Linked DNA regions of Homo sapiens: regions 1 and 3 are each linked to region 2. A link is a loop called in an ENCODE intact Hi-C map of the cell type or tissue named here. Cell type or tissue: heart right ventricle. All regions are shown on one strand. Each heading gives the region's core, and the rest is flanking DNA. Links, peaks and the distances in the headings are about the cores only. Region 1 has its middle 37 kb from the start of UBE2Q2. Region 2 overlaps TMEM266 (transmembrane protein 266). Region 3 has its middle 24 kb from the start of UBE2Q2.

Region 1 (10,853 bases), core at 98-5,097, 330 kb after region 2:
GGAAGGGTCCTGTCTCACTCCTCTGTGTACCCCAAGAGCCTAGTGTGGTATAATGAAGGAAGGGCACAACAGCACCACGGTGAAGTGAGGAAGCCCCAAGCTTAGGGGCACCAGATTGAGCAAAGAAAACTATAGGATATGCAGTTAACCTACAATATCAGATAAACAGCAAATAGTTTTTTTGTATGAGTATATCCCATGCAATGTTTGGGATATACTTATCCTAAAAGTTATCCAGACATCTCCACTGAAACACTCATCCTCCTCAGACCTCACACCCCTGCTTACCATGAGATCCAAGCTGGAAAACCAGGAATGCATTTTTTACATGCCAAATGCCACAGCTCAAGTTAGAAGCACCCAACTGACTGGGTGTGAGAGTGGGGAATATGGCCTCCTATGCCTGCAGAGGCAGCGTCCCATGCCAAGAAGGGACTGACTCACTGCTGTTCCTCCATAAGGCTCGCTGCCACAACCACTTGCACCATGCGCCATGTCCCTGTCCCATATCCCCATTCCCCAGAGGCCTTGAGCCAAGTGGAGCAGGGCAGACACTGTATGATCCCACAGCTGACTGTTCATAGTCTCTAACCTTTCCTTCTCTTATAAAAGGAAAACAGGGCACTCCTCTGATGCCACCCAGCATGTGATACCCGCCTGGACACATCCAGGAAACACTCAAGCCATGCTGGGGAGGCAGTCATCCTGTTTCTCATGTTTATCCACACACTTCCACAGGGGCTGCAAGTCTACACAACCTAGACACTTGGTCCAAATGGCCCCTAGTTTGTGCCAGGCACAGTGCTAAGCATTTGGGTTACAACGATGAACAAAAACTGGCCTGGTCCTTGATGTTATGGAGCTTACAGTCTAGTAGGGGAGATGGCCATAAATCACGTGATCAAAATTTATTTAATTGAAAAAGTATAAAGAGATATAAGAGCATATAGTGAGGGACCTAATCTGATGGGGTGGGTAGTCAACACCCCAAATAAGGGATATTTGAGAAGGCATTCACTGTCAAAGAGAAGTGTTTCTGGCAGAGAGAACAGCATGTGCAAAGGTCCTGAGGTAGGAGGGAGGGAACCCTCAGGGATCTGAGGTGATAGAGGGAGTAAGAGAGAAAGAATGAAGCAAAAGGTGGCTGCAGAGGCAGGCAGGGGCCAGATCCTGCAGGCCAAGGGTGAGTCAAAGCCATTGCAGAATTTAGCAAGAGAGTGACTTAATAATATTGGGCTTTTAAAGATGAATATGGCTGCAATACCAGAATGGCTGGTTGGAAGAGGCCAAAGTGGAAGCTACTGGGGATGTCTGTGTAAGAGCTGACAGTGACCTTGTGGTGGAAATGGGGCACAAGAGAGGGAGACTGTGCTGGGCTTCATCATGGTTGAATGCAGGAGAGAAAGGAAGTATCAGGGAGATGCTGGCACAACCAGGGAAGACTTTCATCACCCACTGGGTACGGGGGAGGGTGGTTAACCTGTGGGGAGAAGCAGGGCACTTATCCAGGGTGGAAAAGAGAGAGAGTGAGGAGAAGGAGCAGGAGTAAGAGAGCTAAAGCTGAGAACTCAAAGGACCAAGGAGAAGCTACAGGGCCAGCTCACAGAAATGGCGCGGAAGGAACTCACTTGTTGCCCCAGCTTTCTCTCATTTCAGTCTCAAAGAGATCTTGCCGGTTAGGCGGACACTTTCTCCACTTCGCAGGGTAACCAACTATGGATCAGATCTTCTTCTGACATCACAGAGCTGGGACTTGAATGCAAGTCTGTGTAACTACAAAGCCCACACTCTGCTCTCTGCCAGGAGCCCCACTCCTGCCCCGATCCCTGGGCCGATGAGTTATATCGAGGCCTATAGCCAAAATGAAGGCTCAAAGATTCCCCAGCAGGGGAAGAAAGTGGCTGGGTGGGAGGGCTAATTCTCAATTCCTGTAGTTCATTCAGATCCTGGAGCCTGGGGGAATATGGGAAAACCAAGGCAGACACAACGTGGAGAAAGCAAAGGTCAGTATTTCTCTACCCTGGCTGCACAGTGCCATCATCAGGTGAGCTGTGAAAATTCCTGGTGCCCAGGCCATCCCCCACCAATTAGCTCAGAATCTCTAGGGTGGGGCTTGGGCATCAGAATGTTTTCAAGCTCTCCAGGTGATGCCAAGCTCTCCAGGTGCAGCCAGGTTGAGAACCATGGGCATATCAGCCCCTCTCCTGAGACCTACTCTATCTCAGTCTAGACTTATCTTGGAAGGGCCTCCCATAACTGTATTTGGGGCCACACTGCCCAGGATCCCAGCCTAATCTGAGTTTAGGTCCTAATTAAGATCTTTAGAGACCCAAGACACTGCAAAATTATTGTGCAGAGCTCCTCTCTTTCTTTTCTTTCTTTCTTTCTTTCATTCATTCGTTCTTTCTTTCTTCTTTCATTTTCTTTCTTTCTTTGCCTTTCTTTCTTCCTTTTCCTTTTTTTTTTTTTTTTTTTTTTTGAGACAGTTTCTCTCTGTCATCAGGCTGGAGTGCAAAGATGCGATCACAGCTCACTGCAGCGTCAACTTACCAGACTCAGATGAATCTCCCACCTCAGTCTCCTGCACAGCTGGGACCATAGGCACATACCACCACATCTGGCTAATTTTTGTATTTTTTGTAGAGATGGGGTTTCACCAAGTTGCCCAGGATGATCTTAAACTCTTGGGCTCAAGCAATCCTCTGCCTCAGCCTCCCAAAGTGCTGGGATTACAGGCATAAGCCACCACACTCAGCTCCCCTTTTTCTTAAGTAATTCTAAATAAAAACAAGACTAAATTATAAAATAAAATTTGACATGGGCATTTTTGGAGAAATGACACAAAACTTCCATGATAGCTGAAATTAAAATATTTATTTTTGGATTTTCTATTTGTGTGTGCACACAGGTACACACTTGTCCTTGGTTGGTGCCCTATGTGTGTACTTGCTCTATGTAGTAGGTTAATCTGCACAGAGTCTGAAGGCACAATTTTCAGTAAACGAAAGCTCTACATAGCACAATTTCCAAGCAGTTGAGACTGAAGCAGCAGTCTCCTTCTGGGTTTAATTTGAATTAACTCATTATGTCAGAGGTTGCAAATGTTTTTCTGTGAAAAATCAGACCTTGGCGATGACACTGAGCAGTAGGATATAAATAACTCCACAAGCTTAGCGTTCCAGTAATGGAACGCTAAGCATAAATGTGTAAACTGCCAGGATGTACTTGTGCAGGAAACTGACAATTTTCAGCAAGAAATCTTCAGATGAGGCTTGTCACTCTCCAGTGTAACTCTAGGGCCTGCTTGGCAGGGGGACCAGCTTTGGCTGGAGGCTGGGTCAAAACGGCGGCCCTGGGATGGCACCTTCCCATCCCATGGAGGGAGCTCTGTTGGGAACATGAGACAGACCAAGAAGACTCATCCATTAGGAAAGCGGCCCTTGGCCTGTCCGGTTTTAATGGAGGAGGGTGCTTGGTGCAATGACCACTTCTGATGGGGAAACTAGTTGAAGACATGGGCATTGTCTTTCCCATGTGTGCCCCACTGGGAGCCTAAACTTGATGGGTGAAAAGTTCCAAGAGATGAATCAAGAGCACTATATATATCTCGGCCGTCCAGGCTGGGCTCCTCCCACCACCCCTCAGTCCTGCCCTCTGGAACCCTTAGCAGGCTGGCAGAAGCCCTTTTTGGGGTCCAGACTTATGACCAGGATGCCTATGGCTTCCTAACCCCCAGGTAGGGCAGCCTAGTGTAAAGATCCTGAAAGCAGGAGAACAGCAATTGATCAAGTGAACCCAAGATAGGACTAAAACTGTCTCTGATGGCAAAACCTTTGATGACGAAGAGTCTGGCCCATAGAAAGATGGCCCTGAGCATGGCACCTCTGACCAAATCCCTCACTCTGACCTACTGAGCGTATGAGCCCAGCCTTGCTCACAGTCGGGGCTGGAGGGAGACCTCATGGAGGCCACTCGATACCTGCACTTCCTGTGTGCCTGTCACTGCTGATTCCACCCACACCGTCCTCTGCCCCAGCCAGCTCAGCCCTGCCATACCCTGCCATTACAGTCCGGGCTCTTTGGATGTGAGTGACAGAAAATTCACTGGCTTAGGCAAGAAGGGAAGCTCATTGGTCAGTAAGTTAGCCATGGGCAGGACAGGGAACAGCTGGGCCTCAGGAATACCTGGACTCAGAATCACCAGCGCTGTTAGGATTTGCAGGCTCCTTCCCTTGTCTCTGTCTCCACCTCAGTCTGCAGATCAGTTTTGTGCTCTCAGAGCAACTCTCCCCACGAGGTTAGAGTCAGGCTGTTGGCAGCATGAGGCTTCTGTCTTACTGGCTTTGCCCCCGAGGAAAGGATGGGGCTCCCCTCTATTAGTTCCTATTCAGAAAATTCCAGAAGAAAGTTTCTGCTTGGTCTGGTCTGGGTTGGCTGAGTAGCTGGGACTCTAAAACTGCCGACCCCTCTAGTGTCATGTGGTTGAAGTAGGGCAGGGAGATGTATTAGTCAATTCAGTGTACCATGCCAAAATACCACAGACTGGGTGGCTTAAACCACAGACATTTATTTCTCACAGTTCTGGAGGCTGGGAAATCCAAGATCAAAGTGCCAGCAAGGTAGGTTTCATTCTGAGGCCTCTTCTCTTGGCCCATAGGTGGCTGCCATATTGTGTGCTCATGTGACCTCTTCTTTGTATTTGTGCAGAGAGACAGTGAGTGCACTCTCTGGTGTCTCGTCTTATAAGGACACTAATCCTACTGAATCAGGGCCCCACCCTTAGGACCTCATTTAACCTTAATGATTTCCTGAGAGGCCTCATCTCCAAATGCAGCCATACAGAGGGTTAGGGCTTCAACATATGAATTTGGAGGAGACAGAGACACTCAGTCCATGAAGAGAAGAAAAACTATTCACGAAGAAAGGGGTGCAGTGGCCAAAAAAGGGGGCAGACAAAACTACAGATGCTCTCCCCATTTCCTCCAATACACAACACACACACACACACACACACACACACACACACACAGCCCTGCCTTTGCCCCTTCCCCACAAGGCCACTCCCCACCCCATGATTATTTACTTCCCTCCTATCCTGCACTCTGGAGCTGCCCCTTCCCCTAAGTTGTCCTGTGGCTCACTGATCGCTGCATACAGGTAGGTGCATGTCAATGTAGCTGGGGCTGGGGGCCTCCTGGACCATGTGTGTCCTGAGCCCCACCATGGGACTGGGCAGGAAGTGGGTCTCACCCATGTCTCCTGTCCTCAGGCAGAGCCTAGCCCTGGGACATGAGCTCAGTGGGTGCTGCAGCTTTGTTGGATTCACCTCAGGCCCCCTTTCCCCACATCCACTTATAAGGTTCCCAGGGCCTTGATACCTCCGTCCTTGGAAGAAAAGAATGTGATTAACCAGCTCACACGAACCTGCTGGTGGCTTCCCACAATAGAAGGAAATAATTTTCTAGTTCAAAAGAGTCTACCAGGTGACTAGCACAGTGAATGAAGAAAGACCTACAGCAAGGCACAGCATTGGGAAATTCCAGAAAACTAAGGATAGAGAGAAAACCCTAAAATCTTCCAGAGAGAAAAGACAGGTCACATGTAAAGAGCCAAGACTCCGCATGACACGGACTTATTCCCAACAACACTGGGAACTAGAAAATAATAGAGCAATATTTCCCAATGTGAGGAGAAGTTACATTTAAATTAGAGCATTACATCCAGCCAAACTAGTAATCAGGAGTTGGGGTAGAACAATGACATTCTAAAATGTGTGAGGGTCAGAAAGCTTGGCTTCCATTCACTCTTTCTCAGGAAGCCACTGGAAAATGTGCTGCAACACAGTGAGAGAGTAAACCAGGAAAAAAGAAGATCTGGGGCCAAGGAACAGGAGATGCAACAGAAGAGGCAGGAGGAAATTCACACGATGGTGCAGAGACATGCCAGGATGCCAGATGTGCCATGGGCTGAGAGCTGAGTCCAGATTGGAGCAGAAGGATGGAGGGCAAGGGAGAAAGGGAAGCCTCCAGGAAAATAACAGGTCTGATACAGTATCTGGTGTTTCTTAGTTTTTGGATCATTATCACTAGGCATTTGATAAATCAGTTGGAGCATCTGAAAATAAAATAGTAGGTGGGCCAGAAGCGGTGACTCACACTTGTAATCCCAGCACTTTGGGAGGCTGAGGTGGGCAGATCAAGAGGTCAGGAGTTTGAGACCAGCCTGGCCAATATGGTGAAACTCCGTCTCTACTAAAAAATACAAAAGTTAGCCAGGCGTGGTGGTATGCGCCTGTAGTCCCAGCTACTTAGGAAGCTGAGGCAGGAGAATTGCTTGCATCCAGGACTTGGAGGTTGCAGTGAGCTGAGATTGTGCCACTGTACTCCAGCCTGGATGACAGAGTGAGACTCTGTCTCAAAAAAAAAAAAAAGGTAGGTAATAGGTACAAAAACATATAAGCAAATGAAGGAAAAAAATACAAAGCAATTATTAACTCTGAGGGAAAAAAAGGAAAGAAATTAGACAATTTCAGTGCAGGAGTTGGGTTAGGGAACAATATTTAGATACCTACAATAATGGAAATGCTTTGGATTTCATAAGACTATGATCCAATCAGACTGGTAGATTGGAAGCAAGGAAATTGTTAAGACCTCATAAGGGAGGTAAGCCCTATACTGAGCTATGCCAGGAGGTAGACAGATACTGAAGAAAACAAATCAAGAAATAGCAACATAAACATTATTTAGAAATATGATGATAAATACCAGAGGAAATAGCAAAATGAGTTTAAAGTGATGGCCTCTGGGATTTAGGACTCAATGCAAGAAAGGAAAGGGCAGAGGAAATGCTTTTTGATATAAGCCTTTTATTACCATTTTGTTCTTTTTTTCTTCTTTTTTTGTTTTACCGAGGATTTCTTGCTCCAGATACCATTTTGTTCTTAACTCTATGTATGTAGTACTTTGAATGGAATTAAATAGAATCTTATAAATTCTGGAGATCTGTTGTACAGCATGATGACTATAGTTAATAATAATGTATACTTTAAAATTGCTGAGAGAGTAGATTTTTTGCTTTTATTATTATTTTTATTTGATACATAATAATTGTACTTGTTTATGGGGTACAGTATAATATTTTTATATATGTATGTAATGTATAATGATCAAATCAGGGTATTAGCGTCTCCACCACCTCAAATATTTATCATTTCTTTGTTCTGGGACCATTCAAAATCCACTCTTCTAGCTATTTGAAAATATATAATAAATTGTCATAAATTATAGTCACCCTATAGTGCTAAAGAAACTAGAACTATTCCTCCTATCTAGCTGTATTCTTTTTTTTTTTTTCGGACAGGGTCTCACTCTGTCCCCTAGGCTGGAGTGCAGTGGTGCAATCACAGCTCACTGCAGCCTTGACCTCTGTAGCCCTCCGGAGTAGCTAAAAGTGCATGGCGAATTTTTAAATTTTTTGCAGAGATGGGAATCTCCCTATGTTCCCCAGGCTGCTCTCAAACTCCTGGGTTCAAGTGATCCTCCCACCTCAGCCTCCCAAAGTGCTGGGATGATAGGCATGAGCCACCAAACTCAGCCATGTACTTTTTTTTTTTTTTGACAGAGTCTCACTCTATCTCCCAGGGTGGTGGAGTGAAGTGGCATGATCTTGGCTCACTGCAACCTCTGCCTCCTGTTTTCATGCCTCAGCCTCTCAAGTACCTGGGATTACAGGCATGAGCCACCATGCCCAGCTAATTTTTGTATTTTTCATAGAGACGGGGTTTCACCGTGTTGGCCAGGCTGGTCTCGAACTCCTGCCCTCAGGTGGTCCGCCTTGGCCTCCCAAAGTGCTGGGATTACAGGCATGAGCCACCGCGCCCGGCCCAGCCATGTACTCTTGTATCTGTTAACCTGTTAGCCAGCCTTTGGCTACTCTCTCCCGCTTAACTTTCCTCACTGCTAGTAAACACTATTCTAAGCAAATACATCTTAAATGTTCTTACCACAATAATAATAATAATAATAAGTTGTGAGGTGATGGAAATGTTAATTAACTTGATTTAATAATTTTATAATGTATGCATATATCAAAACACCACATTGAATACTGTAACTATATACAATTTTTATTTATCAATTATACCTTAATAATGCTGGAGGAAGAATTGAGTATAATGTTAAAACAAAAAACAATTGCAAAACCTAAAGAAAATCATTAGGCTGGGCACAGTGGCTCACACCTGTAATCCCAGCACTTTGGGAGGCTGATGCAGGTGGATCACCTGAGGTCAGGAGTTCAAGACCAGCCTGACTAATATGGTGAAACCACATCTCTACTAAAAATACAAAAATTAGCCGGGTGTGGTGGCAGGCACCTGTAGTTCCAGCTACTTGGGAGGGTGAGACAGGAGAATCTCTTGAACCTGGGAGGCAGAGGTTGCCGTGAGCCGAGATTGTACCACTGCACTCCACTCCAGCCTGGGCGACAGAGCAAGTCTCCATCTCAAAAATAATAATAATAATAAAATAAATAAGAAAATCATTAATCTAGTCCAGACCAGTCTTTTACAGATGAGGTCACTGAAGTGTAGAGAGGTGAACTGACTTGTCTCCTCTTACACAGCAAGTCACTGGCAGAGCTTGACCTGAAACCCAAAGCCAAGCGTTTGCTATTACCTCCAGGTCCTTCAGTCCAGCCCTCCTGGGGCTCTGCCTTGGGAACTGGTATTAGTGACAAAGGGAGTAGAGAGGAACATGCATAGAGCTCTCCATTTAGATGGACATATTCACACTGTGCCAGGGCACCGGCAAGAAACAGTGCAAGCTCCAAGTGCTTGCCCCAACCCTTTTCCCCCTCCCCATCCTCTCTCATAACCAACTTCAGCTAAAAGGTCTGAAAAGATAAGGGAATCTTAGATGACTCTCACTAGGGTGTAAATGACTCCCACCATGATTTTTATTTTATCGAGACATAACTCTAAAAACAGTTTGATGGATAGTGTGCCAGGCAGTAGGATGAAGACAGATGGGGAAACTGCCTGGGGTCATGGAGAGAGTGGAGGCACTGAGGCCCTGAGTGATTTCATAAGGAACACCTTAGCAAATGTCCAGCACCATGATTTCTCATCTTCACTACCCAGGACACACAAGGCCCCACGTTCTGACAGATTTTATCAGACAAATTGCACTTGGTCATGCTTCATTCATTTTCCTCGGAGAGTTTCCAGGTTACATAGAATTGAGGTAATCTCCCCCCTCCCCATCACTCCCACGAAGACACTCTATGTTTCTGTTTGCAATACAGTCTTATATGGATTGATATTAGATTTTCATGGTGCTCTTTGTATTTTACAACTATTACTCAAGCTGGAGACCCAAAAAGAGCACTAGCTTTAGAATCAAAGACCCCTGGGTTCCAGTTTCAGCTGAGAGACTGTGAGCACATCGCTAGCCCACTCTGATCCTGTCTCCTAGTTGTATAATCACCTATTTCCCATCAATTGCGAGGCTGGAGATAAAAGTGCCCACTCTGGCCAGTACACAGTAGGAACTTAGTAAGCTTAAGCTCCCCACTACCCTAAAGTGTTAGCGGAAAGACAGAGATGTGGGGAATGGCACCTGGGAGGCTCCCGCTGTATGCTTCACAATCCTACCAATGAAAAATCTGAATTAGGCTTCAGTTTCCTGTCTACAAAATGAGAAAGACCAGGAGTGGGTAGGAAGTAGAGGAGCTTGGCTTTGTTGGCTTAAGCCGGGACCGTCTGATTCTGTAACGCGGGCTTCACTGCAGGGTCCAGCCCACTCCCCAGCCAGGGCTTCGCGTGCTCTTAATGTCTTTTGGCCAAGTCCAAGGCTGTCCAAGGTGGCGGTGGGGATGTGGGGTGGTGGGTAGTGGGGTGGAGAGAAGCAGTTCCCCCATATAACCTGCAGGTGGCACCAGAGCAGCGCGGGTTCCGCTCCAACCTTCCTGGAGACCCAGGCAGGGCGGGGTAGGGCGACGCAGAGGTGGTGCACGCTGCTCAGCTGGGCAGCGGCAAGAGCGCGACTGCGGATCAGTCCACACCGTTTAAAATCGACACAAAGGTCTTCTGGCTAATTTCCTCTCTTTAATAGGGTGATCATATGCTTTATCATCCAAATCAAGACACTTCGGAGAGTGAAAGGGGGCACTATAATAATTGTACCAGGACAGCAGACATAACATTAGCTGTACCTTGCAAACCAGAACGTATGGTCACCCTACACTCCGGTCACTTTTTCCTCCTTGTTTCCATTCTTTCTTTTAATTTTTTTTCTTTTTAAACACACAGTATTCTTTTTCCCTGAGCACCGCTGTCTTTGAAAATGCCCTTGCACTCGGGATGTTTTCGACCATGCAACATCTGTTTTCGCATCTTGAGTCTGAACAGGCTCTCTGAACCCACCCCAAAGGCTGGTTTTAGCTTCCAGTCGGAAGACTCTGTTCTCTGGTTTACCATCCCCATGACTCAAGAATTAAAGATGTCAGACCTGGAACAGTGGCCCTTATCTCAACTTTGGTTCCTCTTTGCTAAATCTATTCCTGTAATTTTGTGCTGAGTGCTCATGTCCTTTATCTCCTTGAATTTACGTATATTAGTTTATCGAATTGCAAGTAGACAAGCCCCATTAAGCAGGATTCTTATATTTCCAAGGTCATCTCATTACTCCATTCAACCTCAAATTAGTATGCCATTTATCCCCTTATTTCCGAACCCCCTTCACTTAATAGTCTCATAAGCATCCATCCATCGCAAAAAGGACTCGAACTTTTCTCACTTCCATTTTTAGTTGATTCATTGCTATCCAAGTAATGATTTGTCTGGGGGAGTGATT
Region 2 (10,853 bases), core at 3,310-8,309:
ACACAAAGCCCCAGCACTGTCCACCAGGACAATGGACACTGGTCCAACTGCATTGGAATGAAAGCATCAACTGACCAAGTCATTGAAGAAACAGCCTAAGAAGGCAGAGCTTTCCCAAACCAAACAATGTCTAGAGACGCTGGATGAAATTAAGGGCTAATTCGAGACTGAAGGCTATGAAAGGAGAACTGGCTTCCTTAAAAGCTGTGGATGATCCTCTCTCTAATGTTCACACTATCCCATCCCACTGGAGTAACAGTAATGTACTCTGGGAAATGATACAGTTCAAGGGGAAGGCCTGATTGGCTTATGGATTTTCTGTGCCTTGCCATGTGACCCAATTCTAGCCAAACATACATGAAGGAGAGAGCTGCTGGAGGCTTCTGGGAAAGTTCTTTGTTGCTCTTAGAAGACAGTGATGGGCAGCCACTCTCACCTGCCAGACATGAAAGAGGAAGGATGTGGCCTGATGACCACAGGCAGCCCTCTTGGAAGGAACCAGTGGAAATCACCATTTCCAGTGGAAATCACTGGTTCCTGTCGCAGCAGGAAGGAGGCCTGGGGTGCTTGTAAATAAGCCGAAGTGTACATGTGGCTCATTTTGGTAGTAATGGGTTGGTGAGGTCCAGGTTCCACACATTAGGGGTCACATGGCTCTCAGAAGCCATGGGATGAAGTTTACAACATCAGGATGAAGCCGACACTGCGGCCAGCAGAGTGCAGAGATGAAAGGAATCTGGTTCTTGTTGGCACTGGTGAGTCTCTGGACCAATCTCAAAGCCACCCTTGCCCTGGACTCCATGGTACCTGCATCAGTGAGTGTGAGATGGGTTTTCTGTTACATGCAGTCCAAAGCAACTGGCTGATGGAATTAACAATCCTTCATGAGAATGGTGCAGAGAAGAGATATTAAGGCAGTAGAGATTTACAAGGCTTGGAGATAATGGAGTATGAGGCATGAAGGAGAAGACATTGAGCTGGCCCCTGAGGTTATCCATGTAACAGGGCATTGTGGGCGGCTCAGCTGGGGTGCAGATACCTCCCCTGTTCCCCTTCTCCCCTTCTCCTGAGTGTCTGTTCACGTCTGTGGACACGCATGAAGGTTTTTGTGTGATGACTATTGAGGGAGGGAGGCACCTGGTTGGGGATGGGGTAGAGGCAGGGAGGGAGAGGCAGATGATGGAGCAGGCATGATGTGCCAGCCCAGCTTCTTGGGTTGAACTGGTGACCTGGGTGTAGAGTGGTGAAGGCCAGAAGCACATAGGACTGGAGCTGGGGCCATAAGCCGCGCACTGACAGCATGGTACAGGCTTGGCATGGGGGTAGCTTTCCTTCCTCACTCTGCATGGAGCCCACACGGCATGGGCTTTGGGTTTCTGAAGCCCCTTGACTTGGTACTGGCACTCCCAGAAGGGACACCATCGGCAGCAGTAGCTTCATGGGCACTGGACATGGTCAGGAGGGAACCAGAGCAAGGGAGGAGGAACACAGACTCCAGGGTGACTACGGCTGACTATAGGTGACTAGAGGTAACCACAGCAGGCTTCGTGTAGCTTTGGGGCATCTTGGAACCCACTGGTACTTGTTGCAGCAGGAAAGAGACGTAGGTGCTTGTTAAAATGAGCCAAAATGCACATGGCATTTTGGTAATGGGTGGGTGAGGTCTAGGTTCTACTGGTTAGGGGTCCTAGAAAATACGTATTGAGAAAAGACAGTTCAATCTGGGGCTTGCTGGGTTTGAGATGGCCAGGACAGGCAGGCCATGGTTCCTCAGGCTGGATCTGAGTGCTGTCACTGAAAAGGCAGTTTTTAGCAATGATTCAGGTCAGACAAGAACATTTCTCCTCTCAAGTATGCAGCCAACTCAGAGGCAGAAGAATAGATCATTCCACAGACACTCATCAGGATTCTGAGATACGTTTGGGATCCCTGTGAGTATGTCCAGGAAAGTAGCTGGATCTAAGTCGGGAGTGTTAGAGAGAGAGAGAGACCTAGGCTAGAGACACGACTTTGAATGTTACCAGTTGAAGGAGATTAATTTAAGTAATAGGAATGGATGAAATTACCCAGTGTGTAAAATTAGTAGAGTGAAAATGGCCAAAGGCAGAAAACAAAGAACCCAACATTTAAAGAACAAGCAGAGGAACCTCAAACAATTTTTAAAAGGCCTGGAAGGAACAGCCAGAGATGGAGGAGGAAAATCAGGAGAAGGGCTGGGCACGGTGGCTCATGCCTGTAACCCCAGCACTCCGGGAGGCCGAGGCGGGAGAATGGCTTGAGCCCAAGAGTTCAAGACCAGCTTGGGTAACATGGCGAGACCTTGTCTCTATTTTAAAAATTAAATAAAAAAGAAAATCAGGAGGTCATGGTTATAACAGCAGACACAAGGAGGCTGGAGAGGGAGGGAGTAGCTGACAGTTTCAAATGCTGGACAAAGGACAATAAGGATTGTAGCAACAAGGAAGTGGCTGATGCGCTTGAGAACAGTTTCCATGGTGTGGACGAGGCTGAAGCTGGACTGCAGCAGATTGAGACATGAATGGGAGGGGTGAAGGGGAGGTAGCAAACGTCACGAGGCTTTCAAGAAGTTTGACTTCAAAGAAAAAGAGAGGTAATGGTGGCTAGCAGGGACGTGGAGTCAGGGGAGGACACGAGACTGGAGTGTGATGACATGGGGTGAGGAGGTAACTGATGAAGCAGGTGCCTGAGAAGGCGGGAGGGGAAGGCAATCAGAGCTCAAGGAATGGGGCAGGTCCTAAAAGGGAGGAAGGAAGAGACCGGGGTGCGGTGCAGCCCATCCACGACTGTGCCTACTTTCTGAGGGTACTGGGAGAGGAGGTCATCTGCTGAGGGCAAGAAAGAGGAGACTTGAGGCAGACACAAGCGATCAGAACTGGCCACCTTGGGACTAACCAGGACTGCAGAGGACTGCCAGGCAAAACTGAGAATCAAGTCGAGGCTGGAGACCTTGAGTCTGGGGAGGCACCCAGTCTGCACAGCCATATGATTTTCCTCCCTGAGCCATCGGCAGCCTGAGTGCAGAGGTGAAGAGAGGAGCAGCAGACAGCTCTGCCGTTTGGGCTCTGCTAAGCAGCTATCTGGAGGACAAAGGGCTTCTAGGCAAGTCAAGGAGCTTGGCCAAGATGGGGCTCTGACTTCACATCAAGGCGACTGCTCCTTCTTCCTCACCCCGCAGGACTTTCCTGGACTTAAAGCACACCAAACCACCTCACACCCATTAGGAAGGCTGCTATCAACAAAAAGTAAAATAGCCAGTGTTGGTGAAGACAAGGAGATATCACAGCCCTCATGCACTGTCAGGTGGAATGTAAAACAGTGCAGCAACCACTGCAGAAAGCAGTATGGCAGTTCCTCGGAAAGTCAAAAATAGAATTACCCTGTCAGCCAGCAATTCCCGCTTTTGGATATATACCCAAAAGCATTGAAAGCAGGGTATTATTATTATTATTATTTTGAGACGGAGTCTCGCTCTGTCACCCAGGCTGGAGTGCAGTGGCTGCGTGATCTCAACTCACTGCAACCTCCGCCTCCCAGGTTCAAGTAATTCTCCTGCCTCAGCCTCCCAAGTAGCAGGGATTACAGGCATGCGCCACCACACCCAGCTAATTTTTGTATTTTTAGTAGTGACGGGGTTTTGCCATGTTGGCCAGGCTGCTCTTGAACTGCTGACCTCAAGTGATCTGCCTACCTCGGCCTCCCAAAGTGCTGGGATTACAGGCGTGAGCCACTGCACCCGGCCTGAAAGCAGGGTTTTGAAGAGATATTTGTACAGGTCTGTTCATAGCAGTATTATTCACAGTAGCTAAAATATGGACGCATTTGAGAAAAAACAGTCCAGTGTGGGGTGTGTCCACTGACAGATGAATGGATAAACAAAGTGTGGTATAGTCACACAGTGGATGATTATTCAGTTTTAAAAAGGAAAGAAATTCTGACACATGCTACAACATGGATGAACCTTGTGGACATTATGCTAAGCAAAATAAGCCAGTTATAAAAGGACAAATACTGCATGATTTCACTTATAGGAGGCACTTAGAGTAGTCGAATTCAAAGGGACAGAAAGTCGAATAGTGGTTTCCAGTGGCTGGAGGAGTGGGGGAACAGGAAGCTACTGTTTACTGGGTATAGAGTTTCTAGTTTGCAAGAAGAAGAGTTCTGGAGATGCATGCTGGTTATAGTTACCCAACAATGTGTATGTCCTTAATGCCACTGAAGCCTACGCTTAGGAATGGTTAAGATGGTACATTTTGTTACATGTATTTTACCACATTTTTAAAAAATGCTTTTTTAAAAAAGTACACTGAGGCTAGGCACTGTGGCTCACGCCTGTAATCCCAACACTTTAGGATGCAGAGGCAGGCAGATCACTTGAGGTCAGGAGTTTGAGACCAGCCCGGGCAATATGGTGAAACCCCATCTCTATTAAAAAGAAAAAAAAAATTAGCTGGGCATGATTGCACGCGTCTGTAATCCCAGTTACTTGGGAGGCTGAAGTGGGAGGATCGCTTAAACCTGGGAGACGGAGGTTGCAGTGAGCCAAAATCGTGCCACTACACTGCAGCCTGGGCGACAAAGCAAGACTTTGTCTCAAAAAAAAAAAAAAAAAGTATACTGAGAAGTTAAAGGCATTGGACAGGGTAGCTGGAAGTGGAATCACATGGACAATGCATGTTACCCACAGTCACAGCCACGATGTTAGAAAGGGAAGGCTGAGAAGTGGAAGCCCAGTGCTGCCAGCCAGGATCAAGGGATCAGGATCACAGAGATAGGGCTCTATTCCCGTCTCTGTCATGTTTTGTTGTTGTTGAGACAGGGTCTCACTCTGTTGCCCAGGCTAGAGTGCAATGGAGCAATCATAGCTCACTAAAGCTTCGACCTCCTGGGCTCAAGTGATCCTCCCACTTCAGCCTCTGAAGCAGCTAGGATGACAGGTGCGTGCCACCATGCCTGGCTAATTTTTTTTTTTTTTTTGTAGAGATGGGGTTTTGCCATGTTGCACAGGCTGGTCTTGAACTCCTGGACTCAAGTGATCCTCTCACCTCAGCCTCCCAAAGTGCTGGGATTACAGGCATGAACTAGCATGCCCCGCCCCCGTCTCTGTCACTGTGTGACCTTCCACAAGTTCCTTGTACTCCCTGGGCCCTGCTGCCTTTGAGAAGGTTTAGGATGGATGTGTTTAGGTCTCTTCCAGCTCTAACGGTCTCAGATTCAGGGAAATTGAAAAGCCCTGAAATATCACGGAGCTCAAGAGCACTGGGAGGCGGGCAGCGGGGCCACGGAGCACTTTCTGCCAGGGTCCCTGAGGTCTCTTCATTCCCTACAGAAAAGGTTCATTCCTATACATAACACTGGCCTTCGTAGGAAGAGGCATCTTGAACAAGACTGAAACCAAGCTCAGAGCTGTAAATGAGGACTCTTCCTTTTGTTTTCCATTGCCCCAGAAAGGGCCGGGTTGGACATTTTGGGAAAACCCCAGGAAATGCAGCAAGAGCCAAGAAGCCTCGCGGAGAGAGGCCGTTCCTCCCTCGCAGTGTGTTTTTGCTTTGCTTCAGTTTCCCCTGGCTCCGGTCCTGTGCCTGCGCTTCCTTCCTCCAGGAAGCCCTCTGGCTGCCAATCGGCGCCCCCAGCTGAGAGCTCCAGCAGCGAGGCAGATCCCTTCCTCGGGCTGCTTCCTATTTACCCAACGGGAACAGCTTTCCTGGGCACACCTGGAGATTCAAATCAAATCAAAGGCCTCTCTGCCTTGCAGGCGCTTCATTTGGATTCGTTTGTTTGGGAAGGAACCTTGCAAAGGCCCAATTTAGAGGCAAATTGAATGATAAGGCAAAGCCTCTGCCAGCCTTGGGGTTCAGGCTAGGGAGTGATACACAGGGGATACCTGGAAAGGGGTACACCACAGCACAGGACCCCTGAAAGGGGTACATCACAGGGTGGTACACCTGGTGGGGGAACACCCATAGCAAGGTCCACCCGCGGTGCCGTAACACGCACAGGGGGCACATGTGGACACTGCTTTGCTCCGAAGCAGAATCCCTGAAGGTTTCCCCACTTTTCTCCATACCATGCTACTCTTCACGTGAAAAGGGCCTAACAGGCTCAGGCCGGGGGCAGGAAATGAATTCTCCGAAATAGCTAGGGCATGTTAGAAGGCTGCACTACTGCTTTTGACCACCAGAGAGCAGTGACGCAGTGACTTGCTGGGTGCTCAGAGAAGGACCCACCAGCTACATCATTTGCAGAGCCCAGTGAAAATGTGGGGCTCCTTAAGAATTTCAAGACAGCAGCGGCAGAGCATTTAGCCAAGTGTTGGGACCCTTCTAAGTACGGGGCTCTGCGCTACCGCACAGGTCACATGTGCACGAAGCTGGCCCTGGCCCAGGGGCCTCAGGTTTCAGCCCGGCCTTCAAGATGGTAAGGACCTGACAGAGCTCAGGACAGTGCTGCCACTGCAGGTGTCCCTTAGCTGCCTCCGACCTGCTTGCCTATCCTTTTTTGTCCAGTGTCCTGATGACAATATGCATAATACTTGGAAAAATTATATTTTCAGAGAAAGCCACTGGGGTGTAGTTTCTGCAAAAAAAGGTGTGTGGTTTCACCATTGTTAGGCGGTTTATCTCAGGAAGTGGGAAGCTCCTTCCAGAAACAAGCCCAGGGAATCCAAGCTCTGCAAATTTAGCTTGAGCTAAGGCTTCTCGTTTGCTTCTAAAATACCTGACAACCCTTCATTTTTATATTCAAAGCAGCCAGCATGTTCCAAAGTGTTTACTGGCACCCAGGAAAGAAAAGTCCAGAACTGGCTCCTAAGGTCCTGCCAGGGTGAAGCTAGGGAAAGCCCTTGTCAGAGTCGGAAGTCTGATCTGCTGTGTGACCCTAGGACCTGTTCCTACCCCTCTTTGGCCTTCAGCTACACCACCAAGCCCCATGAAATCAAGGACATCAAACTGGTGTGTTCTCCCCTGCCCCACCTAGCTCTTGCCCTCTACCACTCACCTTCAGGAAGTATGTTTGTAAGACAGACCACGCTAATGAGAAGTGAATTGGGAAACGAAGGCATCCAAGCTGATTGACAAGCTAAGTAGGAGGAGGTAAGGACCACCTTTTTGAATTGTGGACCCACATATTCCGCATGCCTTCCCTGGAAAGGGAGAGCCCTAATGTCTGCAGAGCTCCTAGCCGAATTCTCTAGATTCCCTTACATCCTAAGCATGTTCCTGCATGTAGGGTACATTCTTCCTGGTTGCTTCCTAGTGACAGTCTGCTTTATAAAGGGAAAGTGCAGCTCAAGTCCATCCCTTATGGGCTCTGTGACCTTGGGCAAGTCCCTAATCACTGTGGGTCCCCTTCTTCCCAAGTGTACATAGAGGGGATTGGATGGGTCATTAAGGAGTGCCTCGGTCCTAAAATAAATTTTATGATTCTCCTAAGAGGTCGTCTGGCAGGTATTGTCTGTGCCCAGTGCCTTTTTCTGAGGAAGTAATGCGTGAGTAGGAAAAGGGCCTGAGTGGTCTGCTGTGAACCTCTGCTGTCTCACTAGTTAGCATCTCTCATCTTGGCTGCTGCTTCTTGGAAGATATCCATAGAAACCCAGGGAATTTTTTTTTTTTTTTTTTTTTTTTTTTTGAGACAGAGTTTTACTCTTGTCGCCCAGGCTAGAGTGCAATGGTGCAATTTCAGCTCACTGCAACCTCCGCCTCTCGGGTTCAAGCAATTCTCCTGCCTCAGCCTCCTGAATAGCTGAGATTACAGGGCTGCACCACCACACTCGGCTAATTTTTGTATTTTTAGTAGAGACAGGGTTTTACCATGTTGGCCAGGCTGGTCTCGAACTCCTAACCTCAGGTGATCTGCCCGCCTCTGCCTCCCAAAGTGCTGGGATTACAGGCGTGAGCCACCGCGCCTAGCCTAACCCAGGGACTTCTTAGCTAGCTCAATGGTCCCAGCACCTACCCTTCTCTTTGGTAATCTTCGTCCAGATTTGACAGGAGCTGCGAGCCCGCCGTGGAGAGATCGACAGCAGCCAGGGGCAAGTCCCGATAGGCAAAGTTCACCAGCTGCACAGGAGCAATGCTCTTGGTTTCTTCGTCTACTTGTTGGGAGATGATCTCAACTTCAGAAATTCCTCCTTCTATGGCAGGCCTGGGTTGGAGAGGAGGAACAATGGGAAAGAGTTATCTTCAAGGGCCAAAAAATTCTTCCATTCCTCAAGGAAAGGAGGGAGAATGCTGCTATGCCAGTGGAGGGCTGAGGAAGCTTAAGGTTGCCCCTCTTCCCTGCTGGCCACCCGCGGACCCGAGGACTGGACTGAGGCCCTAACAGTCCCATCTCTTTCAATGGTTGGGGAAAAGTGGGAGAATGGGAAGAGGAAGTGCTCAGACCTGGAAATATGAGCTTTAGTGGGGCAGAGTCCTTCATGAAGGGGAGGTAAAGACCCAGATGGATAACTGCCAGCCCGCAAAACTATGGCTTAGACTTTCAGGACTCTGGGTCACTGGACTCTGTATGGGAGTAAGATATTCTTTTAAGTTGTCTCCTGAGTTTCTTTGTAAAGGTGTTTTGAAATGTTTCTATTCTCTATTCCACAATAGAGAAAACAGGTTTCTGTTCACAACTGGATGTACTGTGGTGATTGAGGAGCCTGCATGGAGACTTGTAGAGACCTAGTGGGCCTTGGGGTGGTGAGGACAGGAGGCTCCAGCTGTCCCTGGTAGCCACTCCCTTCCTATTTGAACTGGTGCTACCATATGTCTCTTCTTAAGGTTGGGAATAGGGGATGGCAGTCACTTGATCCAATGTCTGAGGGCTTGTGGGTCTCTTCCTATCTTACTGTCAGGCTCACCTTGGGCACTGCCAATAACTAACCACTCCAGTGGCATTCCCGGGCATCTCAGCCAGGGCAGTACCGCCTCCCAATCTACCAGGGGATATTTGGCAATTTGTGGAGGCATTTTTGGTTGCCACCATGACCACGGTTGGTCATTATTGACATTTAAGTAGGGCTGGGGACGCTACACATCCTGCAATATGTCAATAACGACTAAAAACTGTCCTGCCCACATACCCACAGCAACCCTGTCCAGAGATGCTGGACTAGAAAACTTCCCCTTAGCTTCCTGGGGCACCATCTTCGGTCCATCCAGTATGTCCTTGACCCTATCTCATCCTGTAGAATCTGAGGGGCTCAGTCTTGTGCCTCTGTCCAAACAATGAGAGTTAGAAAGGAACAATTGTATAATGGCAAGGAGTAAAATTTAAATATTGGAGGGAACATTGAGGGTCAGTGCCCAGGGTAATGAGGGCCCAGTTTTAATACTGAGATGGCAGTCCTCTCTGCTGTAAACTGCTCTTGGGCTCTGGTGCTGGTTTGAATGCCAACTTCTGCAGGGCTCCTCCTGAACCTCAGTTTCTCCAATCAGAACATGAGGAGGTAAAATAGAATATTCCTAAGGGCTGTTCCTTCTCACTATGATCTGACATAGGTGACAGACATATGGAGAAGATCGGAGGAGCTCCAGAGTGACAAGTCCCTATACTTGTGTGGGAGCTCTAAATTCTAAACTTTTCCAACAACCATTGAAATCTAACCAATAATACACAGCTGCAGGCCGGGCATGGTGGCTCACGCCTGTAATCCCAACACTTTGGGAGGCCAAGGCAGGTGGATCACCTGAGGTTAGGAGTTCAAGACCAGCCTGACCAGCATGGTGAAACCGTCTCTACTAAAAATACACAAAATTAGCCGGATGTGGTGGCGCATGCCTGTAATCCCAGCTACTTGGGAGGCTGAGGCAGGAGAATCGCTTGAACCCGGGAGATGGAGGTTGCAGTGAGCTGAGATTGGGCCATTGCACTCCAGCCTGGGCAACAAGAGTGAAACTCTATCTCAAAAGAAAAAAAAAAAAACCCACAGCTGCAGTTATCCCGGAAGTTCAGAGATTAATATACCTACTTCTCTTTTGCTTGGATTATCCGATAACTAAGGAGAAAGTGAGATTTTTATTTGAATGCCACAGCCTGGCTGCCTAGACCACCTGAATTCACCAAGTAATTTCTAATGCCCAATTCTCATTTGTAGGCTTTATTTAAACCTTTGCTTTTTGCTACCTGTCAAGCACAGATAATAGTACTCATCATTGCTTGACATTTACAAAATGACTCAAGATCTTTAAACGAAACAGAATGTGAGGTTTCAGTGTTTCTCAACAATTGATATAAAAGTGTGGGTGTTTATGGGGGGAATCCCAGCTCCCCCAGATGGTTCCCAAAAAGCAGATGCTGGGTTGAATTTGTTCTCTTTTCTTCTGGACTACTCAAGGAAACTATGGATCACTGAACTAAACAAAGAGAACTTTCTGATCAATAAGAGAAATTAACAGGATATGGCTCTAAGAAGTGCGAACAAACTATTTCTGGCTTTCCAACGTTTCTGCCTCACGTTCCCCTTCCATCAGTGGTCCCAGCGGCCCGGCACCATCTCTGGCCATGTGGTGGTCACCTCAGCAGAGAGACAAGGCCCCCTCTGGTGAGGTGAAGGTCCCACAGTGTATAGGCTATATTTAGCCTACACCCTTTCCTTAGATACAAAGAACGGTATGGTAGACAAAATGTATTAATGGTTCTATTCTTTACCTCTCCTTGAGCCTATGCCCTTTGGCATATAACTTCATAGCTCCTTCCATCAAAAATGCTGAACGCTTGATTCAGCATTCAGCCATGTGACTTGTTTTTGCCAACGAGATGTTAGATGGTAGAAGAGCCAGGTTAGACACCAGCAGAGGCATGAAAAGGCTCTGTGAATTTCTGCCTGTGCTCTTGTACCTCCAACATCACCC
Region 3 (10,853 bases), core at 5,215-10,214, 320 kb after region 2:
AGCAATTTCTTTGTCACATCGAAAACTTAATGTATTGATATATGTATTGCTCTTTGAGAGTATTGTAGGCCTTTAATGTGGGCAATTACTATATTATCATCATTTTTTATTTAGATATGATTATTAACCTATAAGAACTTAGCCACGTAGCAGCAATTCTCTATGTTAATCACCTATATGCAGACTTTCAATGAGCAACATATGTAGTTTTTTTGTAATTCTTTTTTCCCCTATGTTAGATTTTTCCTGATTATCTATTTTTTAATACAACTTTATGACTTTAAATGTAGGAATAGAAATCTAGTTTTATATCTTGCAAGTTATTGCTTTTTAATTTTTCTAATAATATTTTAATAATTCATGTTTCACTGCATTTCGTAAAAGCACTATGGTGCACTTCATTGTAAGTAATATAAAACAAACCAGCTCTTAACCCCAGATAGTCTAAGGCATGCTCCTGTGAACTTCAGTGAGGGATGCTGCTAGTCTACAGCCATCCCCTAGGGAGGGAGCCTCAGGAACAAATGCCCTGACTGCCCTCCCCTCCTCCAGTCTCCCACTGGGGCTTTCTCCCACTGGCCCAAACCAATCAGAAGCCAGAGGGCCTAGGAACCCTATAGATGCAGTCCTTACAGGTCAACCTCCAGGACAGAGGGCAGGATGGAGGACAGGAGAAGGGATATCTGGGAGGGCATAGGGATCAAAATAAAAGCCACAGTTCGTGTCCCAAGGTGCAGGTTATTTTATAGAGTCATAGGCAGATAGACAATTAGAGGCAGTGTAATCAGTGCCAGGATAGAAGGAAAACTGGGGTGCTATGGGAATACGTATCTAACCCAGGGCACATCTAATGCAGCCTGGGTGTTCAGGGTCAGGGGTGGAAGGGGATAAAATGGCTTCCTCGGGAATGTGACGTCTGAACTGAGGAATGTGGGAAGAACAATAGGCCAGGAGACAGGCCAGCGGAGAGTGGGGGTAAAGGTGACAGCCCATGCAGGCACGGAAGCCAAATGACGTGAACAGAGAATGCAAGCAGGTAAGGCAGGACAGCTGGGCTTGCTCAGATCATGAGACATCTTATCCTCAGGCCAAGAGCTTGACTTTATCCTGAAATAAATCAGGTAGAAATCTCAAGCTACCGAAGGAATGATTGAGAAGGTTTTGAGTAAAAAAGTTTTGATTCAAAAAGCCAGAGGAAAAACAGCAAGAAGCAACAAAGTTTAGATTCAGGAAGGAACAGAGATGATTGTAGTGATAGCTAAGTCTTAGAGAGGGCTTATTCAGTGTGCTGCCATACACTGTCCTAAGCTCTTAATATGTGTTAATTCATTTAATATTTCCAGTGATGCCCCCAAATAGATACTGTTATCATTCCCACTTTACAGATGGAGAAACTGAGTCACAGAGAGGTTGGGGAATAGCCCCAGTTCACACCACCAGCAGTAAAAAGAGCCAGGATTTGAATCTAGGCAGTCCAGCTCCAGCATCTGTGCTCTTAACCCCATTCTGGGGTGGAAGAGCAAGCCAGCGTAAGGAGACTGAGCACAGGGGTGGGAGATAAAGCCTACATCGGCTTCCTCACTGTTTCCTCTATGGAGAGTCCAGTGGGCATGAAAACCATGGCAACTACCCTCTTCCAAATCAGCTATTCCTCAATGCCTTATTTGTCCTAAGACGCCCAAACCTGTCATCTGTGCTGAATGTATTTTCCTCATTTCCATTTTGCATCTTGGCTTATGCTATACTGGCAAGGAGGCAAGAGGCAGGAGACCTAGACCCCAGTCCCAGCCTGACTCTCTGGCCCTGCTCAGGTCACTAACCCGATAGGACACCTGCCTGAAGCAAGCTTACTTCTCCCAGTGGCTCCCCTTTTGTCTTTTTGTACCACCTGATACAAGTTTGCTGTCTTTGCATTTTCTCTGCTTCTGGACATTTTGGCAATTGTTAACTACATTATTTCATTCTTGGTCTCTGAATCCAGACGTTTGCTTTTCCAATTGATCCATGTTGCTTATGAAGTGCCTTGTCATCTATTAATCCAGGATAGTTACTGAGTTATTGTAGGTGGCACAGCCACCAACTTGGTGTGTGTGTGTGTGTGTGTGTGTGTGCGTGTGTGTGTGTGTGTCTCCTAAGGGAACAGAACACTGCTGAGTTCAGGCTGATTATTAGCTCGTGGACTGTCAGCAAAATACATTCACAAGAAGGCTATGTGCTGATTTGTCTTTCGCAGTGAAGTCATGTTGCTCATGTTTTATGTTTTTCAGAGTTCATTAGTTTCTATTTGTTCTCAATTAATATCCAGCTCAATAGATTGTGTAAGTGGAATACCCCCAAATTGAAATTCACCCACTTAAAATAAAGTGAAAAACATGTCACCCATTAAACTATAGTTGAAAATATGTACCCATTAGTTCTGTGTACCAAACACTGGATAATGGGTAAGGGCACAGGATCCCAGGGCTAGACTGCCTGGGTTCAAGTTCTGACTTAGCCACTTGCTGGCTGTGAAATACTTGACAGCTTTAGGCCTCAGGTTTTTTTGTTTTTTGTTTTTTTCTTTCTTTCTCTTTCTTTCTTTCTTTTTCTTTTTCTTTCTTTCTTTTTTCCTTCCTTCCTTCCCTTTTTTTTTCTTAATCCCAAAGGTGATAGTAAGCCTCAGTTTCTTGATCTGAAAAATAGAAATTATTCAATGATAGTCTATGTGAAAACTTTAAAGCACACTGCCTGGCTCAGGAAAGTCCTCAGCTTTAGCCATTATTAGCTACGATTACTATTGTGCTGGCTACATGTGCATTAATGAGGCAGGAAAATGCTCAAGGATAACAACCAAGTATCCAAATTACCTCATCAGACCAACAGAGATGCATGTGTGTGCATGCTCATGTTTCAGCTCAGAGCCCTTTGTCTAGAAGGCTCTTGAACTCAGAGGCCGAGGCAGTATCAACTTTACTTTGCAGTGGAGCCATCACTTTTGTTGATCAATTAAATTGACATACTGCTTTTTTTTTTTTTTTTCACCAACCATATGCCTAGAGCTATCTGTGTCAAGAAGAGCATGCTTCAGTTGGCTGGAGTGAGCAATTCAACTTGTGGAGGAATGAGAAATGACAGTGTTGAGACGAGAAACATAAAACCCCAGAGTAAGGTAGGAATCACTGAAAGTCAGGCAAAGGAAGTGGCGTCCAGTAATAAGTTAGGCTTTGCCAGTCTCTGGCCCTACAGATGGCTCTTTGGAGAGGAAAAAATTAAGCTAGGCCTAAGGCCACAGATCCTAAGGGACTGCCGGCAGCTCGAGGCTGTCTATGGAAGAGAAGCAGGGGGTGGCACCTGGTTGAAAGAGGGAGCTGGGGGACATGGCTTGAGCCTGTGTTTAGAGATGGAGTCCCCTGATTCCTGAGACGAGAAGGAGATCATACCCAGATCAGAGGACCTCAAATCAGAATTCTTCCCACCCACACCCCCTTCTCTTCAGGGCATCTTTGACTGCAAACAACAGATAAACTAGTTGGAAAGCTCAGCAGATTCTCACAATGGTGCCTAGCAGGCCAGGCCTAGCTGCCCTTTAACCTGTGACTGAGGGTGATGCCACTGGCCCATATGCACACATTGGAAAATCTTTACATCCATGGACATGCCATGCCCCACAGAGACAGCTGTGCAGGGTTCTTTAGGTTTGGGGTGCTGTGCCACATGTTGCCTTACAAATATGTAGGATTAAAATGGGATGTCCTGGAGCTTAGCTAACTTTTACCCCACCCCACCCCCTCTAAAATGAAGTGGCTGCTAGTTTTGTTTTCTTTATGAAAGATGGATCTGTCATTGTTTTTAGAACCTTTGGAGAAAGATTTATTGGGAGGAAGCTCTCCTGAACCCTCAGAGACTCTTCTTATTTACTGGAGCACCAGCTTTAGAGTCCTAGGTCTTCATCCTGGCTCAGCCACCCTCCAGCTGTGTGGCCTTTGAGAAGCTGCTTGACTACACTGAGTCTCATTGTCACCTATGAGTGGAGGTTGCTACATTGCTACTGTGTGGAGCACCTACCCCCAGGCACTCTTATAGGGTGATGGTGAGGATTAAATGAACTAACAAGGGTGAGGCAGGAAGATCACTTGAAGCCAGGAGTTCAAGACTAGCCTGGGCAACATAGCCAGACCTCATCTCTACAAAAATGTTTCTTAAAAAATTAGCTGGGCTTGGTGGCTTATGCCTGTAGTTCCAGCTACTCAGGAGCCTGAGGTGAGACCACTTGAGCCCAGGCAGTCAAGGCTGCAGTGAGCCATAATCATGCCACTGCACTTCAGCCTGAGCAGCAGAGAGAGACCCTAACTCAAATATTAATAAATAAATAAATGAAATAATGCATGCAATTAGTACACTAGTACATGATCAGGTGCATGGTAAATGCTTTCTACAGTTACTTTCAGTTCTAAAATATATTTTGTGACCCTGTGAGATAAACAAACCTGAGCAAAACCTTGTTAAACAACAGGTTCAAAATCTTGTCCAGAGACAGCAAATTCTTGGAACATTTGCCACTAGTCCCCAAACCTATGCCCATGGCAGACATTGCTAATCGATAGCAGCATATTTCCCCTACAAGCCTCATCTATCTCAGAATCCTTTCTAACATAGCTTTCCAAGCAGCCACTTGATCCAAGCACATGAGATGAAACCTATTTGGCATTTCTTGATCTAGTGCCCCAGTAAACTTTATAATATTTCAGGAGAGGGTATCCTTTGGACTCGGCCCAGTGACAGAAGCATTTGAAAAGACTAACCTATATGATGGCTATTTCCTACAGGTTCGGACCTGTACCTCCAGGGACCCAGGGCATCGTCTCACTGGAGCCCCTTGTTCCCATTAGTCTTGTTTTGGGCTGTACCAATTGATTGCAATTTTATACTCCAAAGCTTAAGACTTACTTTTAAAGGGAAAGATAAATTGTTTTATTAGTTAATTTCCTAGAGCAACTCTCTTTACCTCTTAGAGCCAGAGTTTTTTCATCTATAAAAGAAGGCATTGAAATAATAAAGTTTAGAGAATAAAGTAATAAAACAGAAAATATAAAAACAATAGAGAAAAATCAATGAAATCAAAAGTTGTCTCTTCAACAAGATCAACAAAGTTCTTTGACAAACCTTTAGCTATACTGACCAAGAAAAAAAGAGGGAAGATTCAAATTACTAAAACCAGAAATGAAAGGAAGGGTCATCATTACAGACTCAAGAATAAATAAAAAATGTGAGTAGACCTGTAACAAGTAAAGAGATTGAATAACTAATCAAAAAAACTCCCCTCAAAGAAAAGCCCAGGCCCAGATAGCTTCACTGCTGAATTCTACCAAATATTTAAAGAAGTAACACCAATTCTTCACAAAGTCTTCCAAAAAAAAGAGGAGAGTACAATTTCCAACTCATGCTATGAGACCTCTACTACCCTGATACCAAAACTAGACTAAACATTATAAGGAAAGAAAACTACAGACCAGTATCTCCCCTAAATATAGACACAAACATCTGCAACAAAATCCTAGCAAAACAAATCCAGCAACATATTAAAAGGATTACACAGCATTTATCCCAGAAATGTAAAGTTTGTTTAACATGCAAAAATAAGCTACTGTGATACACTATATTAATAAAATAAAAGGGTCAGGCGCGGTAGCTCACACCTGTAATCCCAGTGCTTTGGGAGGCCTAGGTGGGCAGATCACCTGAGATCAGGAGTTCGAGATCAGCCTTGCCAACATGGTGAAACCCTGTCTCTACTAAAAATACAAAAATTAGCCAGGTGTGGTGGCACACGCCTGTAATCCCAGCTACTCAGGAGCCTGAGGCAAGAGAATTGCTTGAACCTGGGAGGCAGAGGTTGCAGTGAGCCAAGATTGCACCACTGCACTCCAGCCTGGGTGACAGAGCAAGACTCTGTCTCAAAAAATAAATAAATAAATAAAAATAAAAGACAAACAACACAAGATCATCTCAACAAATGCAGGAAAAGCATTTGATTAAATGTTTTCATGATAAAAATACTCAAATCTTTTCATGATAAAAATATTCAACAAATTAGGACTAGAATGGAACTTTCTCAACGTGATTAAAAAAACACTATGAAAACCCCACAGATAACATCATGCTTAATGATGAAAGACTGAATGCCTTCCCCTAAAATCAGGAATGAGACAAGGAAAGCCACTTGCATGATAAGACTACAGGAAATCGAAAGGAATAAAAAGCACAATTTAGTCACCCACTATTGATGGGCAATAGGTTTTTGCTATTTTGAACAGAACTATTAGGAACATTCCTTGTACATGCCCCCTGTTTTATATAGGCAAGAATTTCTCTTGGATGTAGAGTAGAATTCCTGGGCTGGGAGGAGTGTGAATATTCAACCTTATGAGATGGAGCCGAACTGTTTTCCAAAGTGGTCAGATCAGTGTACATTCCCAGCAGCAGTTCTTAAAAGATCTCAGGATCTCTATCTTCTGGTGTTGTCACAAGCAGTCAAAAAGAATGAACAGCAGCTATAAACAACAATGAGGATGAATCTTAACAATATAATATTCAGCAAAAAAAAAAAAAAAAAATCCCATAAGGATGCCTACAGCATGCTTTATATAACTTGAAAAACAACTGAAAGGAAAATATGTGTATAGGCGAGGCATAGTGGCTCACACCTGTAATCCCAGCACTTTGGGAGGCCAAGGCAGGAGGATTGCTTGAGGCCAGCAGTTCAAGGCCAGCCTGGGCAACATAGCAAAACCGTGTCTCTATAAAAACTAGAAAAATTAGCCAGGTGTGGTGGTGCAGGCTTGTAGTCCCAGCTACTTGGGAGGCTGAGGTGGGAGGATCTCTTGAATCCAGGCATTTGAGGTTACAGTGAGTTGAGATTGCGCCATTGTACTCCAGCCTGGGCAACAGGAGATTCTGTCTCTTAAAATAATAATAATAAGCAAAAAGGAAAAATTTTAAGAAATGTATACATATACTTTAGGATTATATAAGGATAAAATAAAAAACTGTATGAAAAAGAACTCTAGGGGAAGAGAGACATCCGTACACACATTTAATAGCAGCATTATTCACAATCACCAAAAGTCTATTGCAACCTTTTGGCTATTGGGTTGCAAAAGCAACCCAAGTGTCCATAGATAGATGAATGGATAAATAAAATGTGGTATACACATACAATGGAATATTAAATTATATTCAATATATATTAAATAATATATTTAATAGTATTAATTTAATAATATTTAATAATTTAATACTATTTAATGATATTTAAAAAGAAGGAGATTCTGACACATGCTACAGCATGGATTGAAGACATTATGCTAAGTGAAATAAGCCAGGCACAAAAAGAGAAATACTATATGATTCCACTTGTAGGAGGTATTTAGAGTAGTCAGACTCAGAAATAGAAAGTAAAATGGCGGTTGCCAGCATCTTGGAAGGAGAGGAAAACGGAGTTATAAATGGGTGTAGAGTTTCAGTTTCATAAGATGAAAAGAGTTCTTGGAGACTAGTCACAGTAGTGTGAATATACTTAGTACTGAACTGCACACTGAAATTTCATGTCTTGTGTATTTTACCACAATTTTGAAAAGAAAAAAGTAACTCTTAAGGGAACTAGGAACACGAGATTCAGGAAATGGTTCCCTGTGGAGGGGGAAGTGATAGGGAGTCGGGAACATGGAGAAGTGCTGTGTTGCCGGCTGTAAGTTGTCAATGTCCTAACTTTAATTTTGCATAGTGTGTTCCCTTTAAAAATAGTGCTTATTACATTTTTAAAAACAAATAAACATATTAAAATACTCCTGCATTTTACCAGTGATGAGAATGTGTTATGAACCTGGGATTAGATCAATCCAATTATCTACACCTGAAGGGAAAAACATTCAACCTCAAAATCCTCTGTAGGAAATTATAAACTGTTTTAAAATTGACAGGATGTCAACATCTCCCCTAACAACTTCGTTTTGTCACTTTCATAAAGTCCTGACTTAAAGAACCCTTCTTTAAATTACTGCAGATAGAAGAGAGAAGGCTGAACCAGGAAGATCCCCATCTGGGAATTTTAGTCACACTTCTGGCACCCAGCAGAAACAAACAAAGGGAAGCTTGTTCCTTACAGAAAGTTACATTTTTTAAAAATTCAACAAAATACTAAGTTATTAAATAATCTAAGTGACAATTTGGTTGCAAGTTGGACACTCAACATTTCTAATTTTTTAATAAAATTAATTGATCATAAATGTGATAATTGACTTATTGTGACCCCAATTTGTTGTCAGCTGTTGGTTTAACAAGGTTTTGCTCAGGTCTGTTTATCTCACAGGGTCATGAAATATATTTTAGAACTGAAAGTAACTGTAGAGATCATCTTGTCTAAAGATAGCAAATTCTTGGAACATTTGCCACTAGTCCCCAAACCTGTGCCCATGGCAGACATTGCTAATCGATAGCATATTTCCCCTACAAACCTCATCTACCTCAGAATCCTTTCCTACATAGCTTTCCAAGAAGCCACTTGATCCAAGCCCATGAGATGAAACCTATTTGGCATTTCTTGATCTAGTACAACTGTCTGCTTGTACAAATGGAGAAACAGTAAGGAAGTGACTTATCCAAGGTCACACAAGAGACAAAACTCATTCGGGTCTTCTGAGCTCCAGTCCAGTGCCTCTCTCATTACTTTTGAGTCATCCCTTCCATTGACATAAACCAGACACTCCAGTCATCACAGGAATCCCAGCCTCTGCTGAATCCAGCTCCCAGTGTGCAACCTTATTCATGGACATTTTTCTTTCTGGGATTGCAGGCCTGTCTCTCCCTCTCTGTCCTTTTAGCTGCTACTGCTGCTGGTGGTGAGGGCTTCCATGGAGGAGAAAGCATCCTCCTTATCTTCTGGGAAGCTCCTCTGGCAGCTCCCCAAACAAAGCCCTTTGCAAGTGCACCACAGCACTGCCAGCTTTGGGATGGCTGTAACTCACTGTGTGCTGGTCACCGAGCTCCCCTCCATGGTTGCCTTGTTGACATGGAGCAGGTTCCACTTCATTGCCTGAAATGATTCCCCCTCCAAAACCTGCCACTCCACACCCATACACAAATGACCAGAGCATTCTTCCTCTAAGAAAACCTACAAACTCCAAATTGTTGGACAAATGAGATGGAGACCAAATTGCAAGAGCAGGTAAGCTGGTCTTGATCCATGTGAAATAGCTGTGGAAACAAAACTGATGACCATTTGGTGCCTTCTGAAATTGGCCTTAATTAAGATGCTTTTACAGAGCTGGAGAAAGGCAGGCAGCAGCTCAGGATCTTTAGTGCCACAAAATAATGGAAAGGTCTTTAACCTCTGAAAGGGGCACCAGGTACAGGCAAGGCATCATTTTCCTTGAACCATGTGGACATTTTACAACCTCTGCCAAGATGCCTCAATTCAAATTAAAATTCAAGTGGTTTTGCCAGCCCCTCCTCCAAGTGAGAGGTACATACCTCATCTTAAAGCCTAGGAAAGACATTGGAGACAACTGGTTCAGTCTTCTCATTTTGGACATGAGAAAGAGGGGCACAGATCAGACAGAGACTGGCCATAGGTCACACCTGGGGACTCAAAGCTCAAACTCAGAGCTCTGCCCTTGATTCAAGTTTCTTCCTCAGTGCCTATATCATAACCAGTGGCCCTTGCTCAGGTGCCTGGGAAAGGGACATACCAAACAGTGCAAAGAAACTTGCAACTGAAGGCAGCATCCCCAGGGAACACACCGCTGCTGGTGGCGAAACGACAGCAAGAGGCCTCGCAATCGGAGGGTGAGAGAGGACAGACCGGAGCTGGAACTGACGAGCCAGCTCTGTGTTAGCATGGTGCTGTTGCCTTGCAGGTATTTTCTCTTTTAATCATTTCAACAAATCTGGGTGACTAAACCCATTTCATGGGTGAGAACACGTAGGCTCAAAAACAGTAACTTGGCTAAGGTGGCCTCATTAGAAGTTGGCTGTGCCATTTGACCCCAGGTTACTCCCCAGGGCCTGGCCCTTCCTCTCTGACACACACTTAAGGCCACCCTCAGGCCACACAGAGTCCTGCCACTCCCACATGGATGTTGAAGAATCTCAAAGTTAGGTAGAAGTATATTTTATCTTGACACTTCCAAGGAAACTCTGTGTAAGCAATGAGTTTAGGGGTGGATGTAAGGACTTTTTTATTTTTTGTAGGGGATATTTAATCTCTTTAGGAGAATAAAATGTTCTGAAGCCACTTGGTAGTAGCTATTTTTATAGAACTATTCTATTGTAAGGTATTACTTCTAGCTCACTGCCCTACATCTTCCAGAAAAGAAAACTTTGCATTTACTGTTTAAAATGAAATAAATGCTTATTTTTATAAGGTTGATATGGTTTGCATCTGTGTCCCCAGCAGTCCATGTTGAGATGTAATCCCCAGTGCTGGTGGTGTGGCTGGTGGGAGGTGTTTGGATCATGGGGCTGGATCCCTCATCAGTGGCTTAGTGCCATCCCCTTGGTGATGAGTGAATGAGTTCTCTGAAACCTGGTTGTTTAAAAGTGTGTGGCACATCCCCTCTGTCTTGCTCCCACTCACTCCCTGTGACATGCCTGCTCCCCCTTTGCCTTCTGCCATGATTGTAAGCTCCCTGAGGCTTCTTCAGAAGCAGAAGCCAGTGCCATGCTTCTAGTACAGCCTGCAGAACCGGGAGCCAATTAAACCTCTTTTCTTTGTAAATTACCCAGCCTCAGGTATTTCTTTATAGCAATGCAAGAATGATCTAATGCAAAGGTGTACTGTTTTGTTTTGTTTTCAAGCTAAGGTACATTGTTTATGC

The links. A loop is a pair of places that touch in the nucleus more often than their neighbours do. Peaks named below come from ENCODE experiments on the same cell type or tissue, not always from the same donor. Only the 100,000 strongest peaks of a DNase experiment are listed, where the experiment ranks them.
Region 1: it touches region 2 in a loop (6-fold over the local background); 48 of 110 quality-filtered maps call a loop at or near these places.
Region 3: it touches region 2 in a loop (8-fold over the local background); 47 of 110 quality-filtered maps call a loop at or near these places.

Annotation. Positions count from the first base shown.
Region 1 is chr15:75,801,345-75,812,197 of GRCh38, reverse strand. No RefSeq gene overlaps it. Among named protein-coding and RNA genes, the nearest start is that of UBE2Q2, 37 kb to the left of the region's middle. In heart right ventricle, for the core only: a CTCF peak has its summit at 2,044; no DNase peak of the experiment used is centred there; H3K27me3 peaks cover 755 bases.
Region 2 is chr15:76,135,014-76,145,866 of GRCh38, reverse strand. TMEM266 (transmembrane protein 266) reads right to left here. Exons shown (of 11, transcript NM_152335.5): 3 at 7,972-8,160. Among named protein-coding and RNA genes, the nearest start is that of TMEM266, 80 kb to the right of the region's middle. RefSeq lists enhancers at 5,226-6,059, 6,291-6,450 and a silencer at 6,145-6,439. In heart right ventricle, for the core only: CTCF peaks have their summits at 5,984 and 6,187 (motif pointing right); a DNase peak (open chromatin) is centred at 6,196; H3K4me3 peaks cover 1,102 bases; H3K27ac peaks cover 737 bases.
Region 3 is chr15:75,814,143-75,824,995 of GRCh38, reverse strand. No RefSeq gene overlaps it. Among named protein-coding and RNA genes, the nearest start is that of UBE2Q2, 24 kb to the left of the region's middle. RefSeq lists an enhancer at 794-1,088. In heart right ventricle, for the core only: no CTCF peak of the experiment used is centred there; no DNase peak of the experiment used is centred there; H3K4me3 peaks cover 756 bases.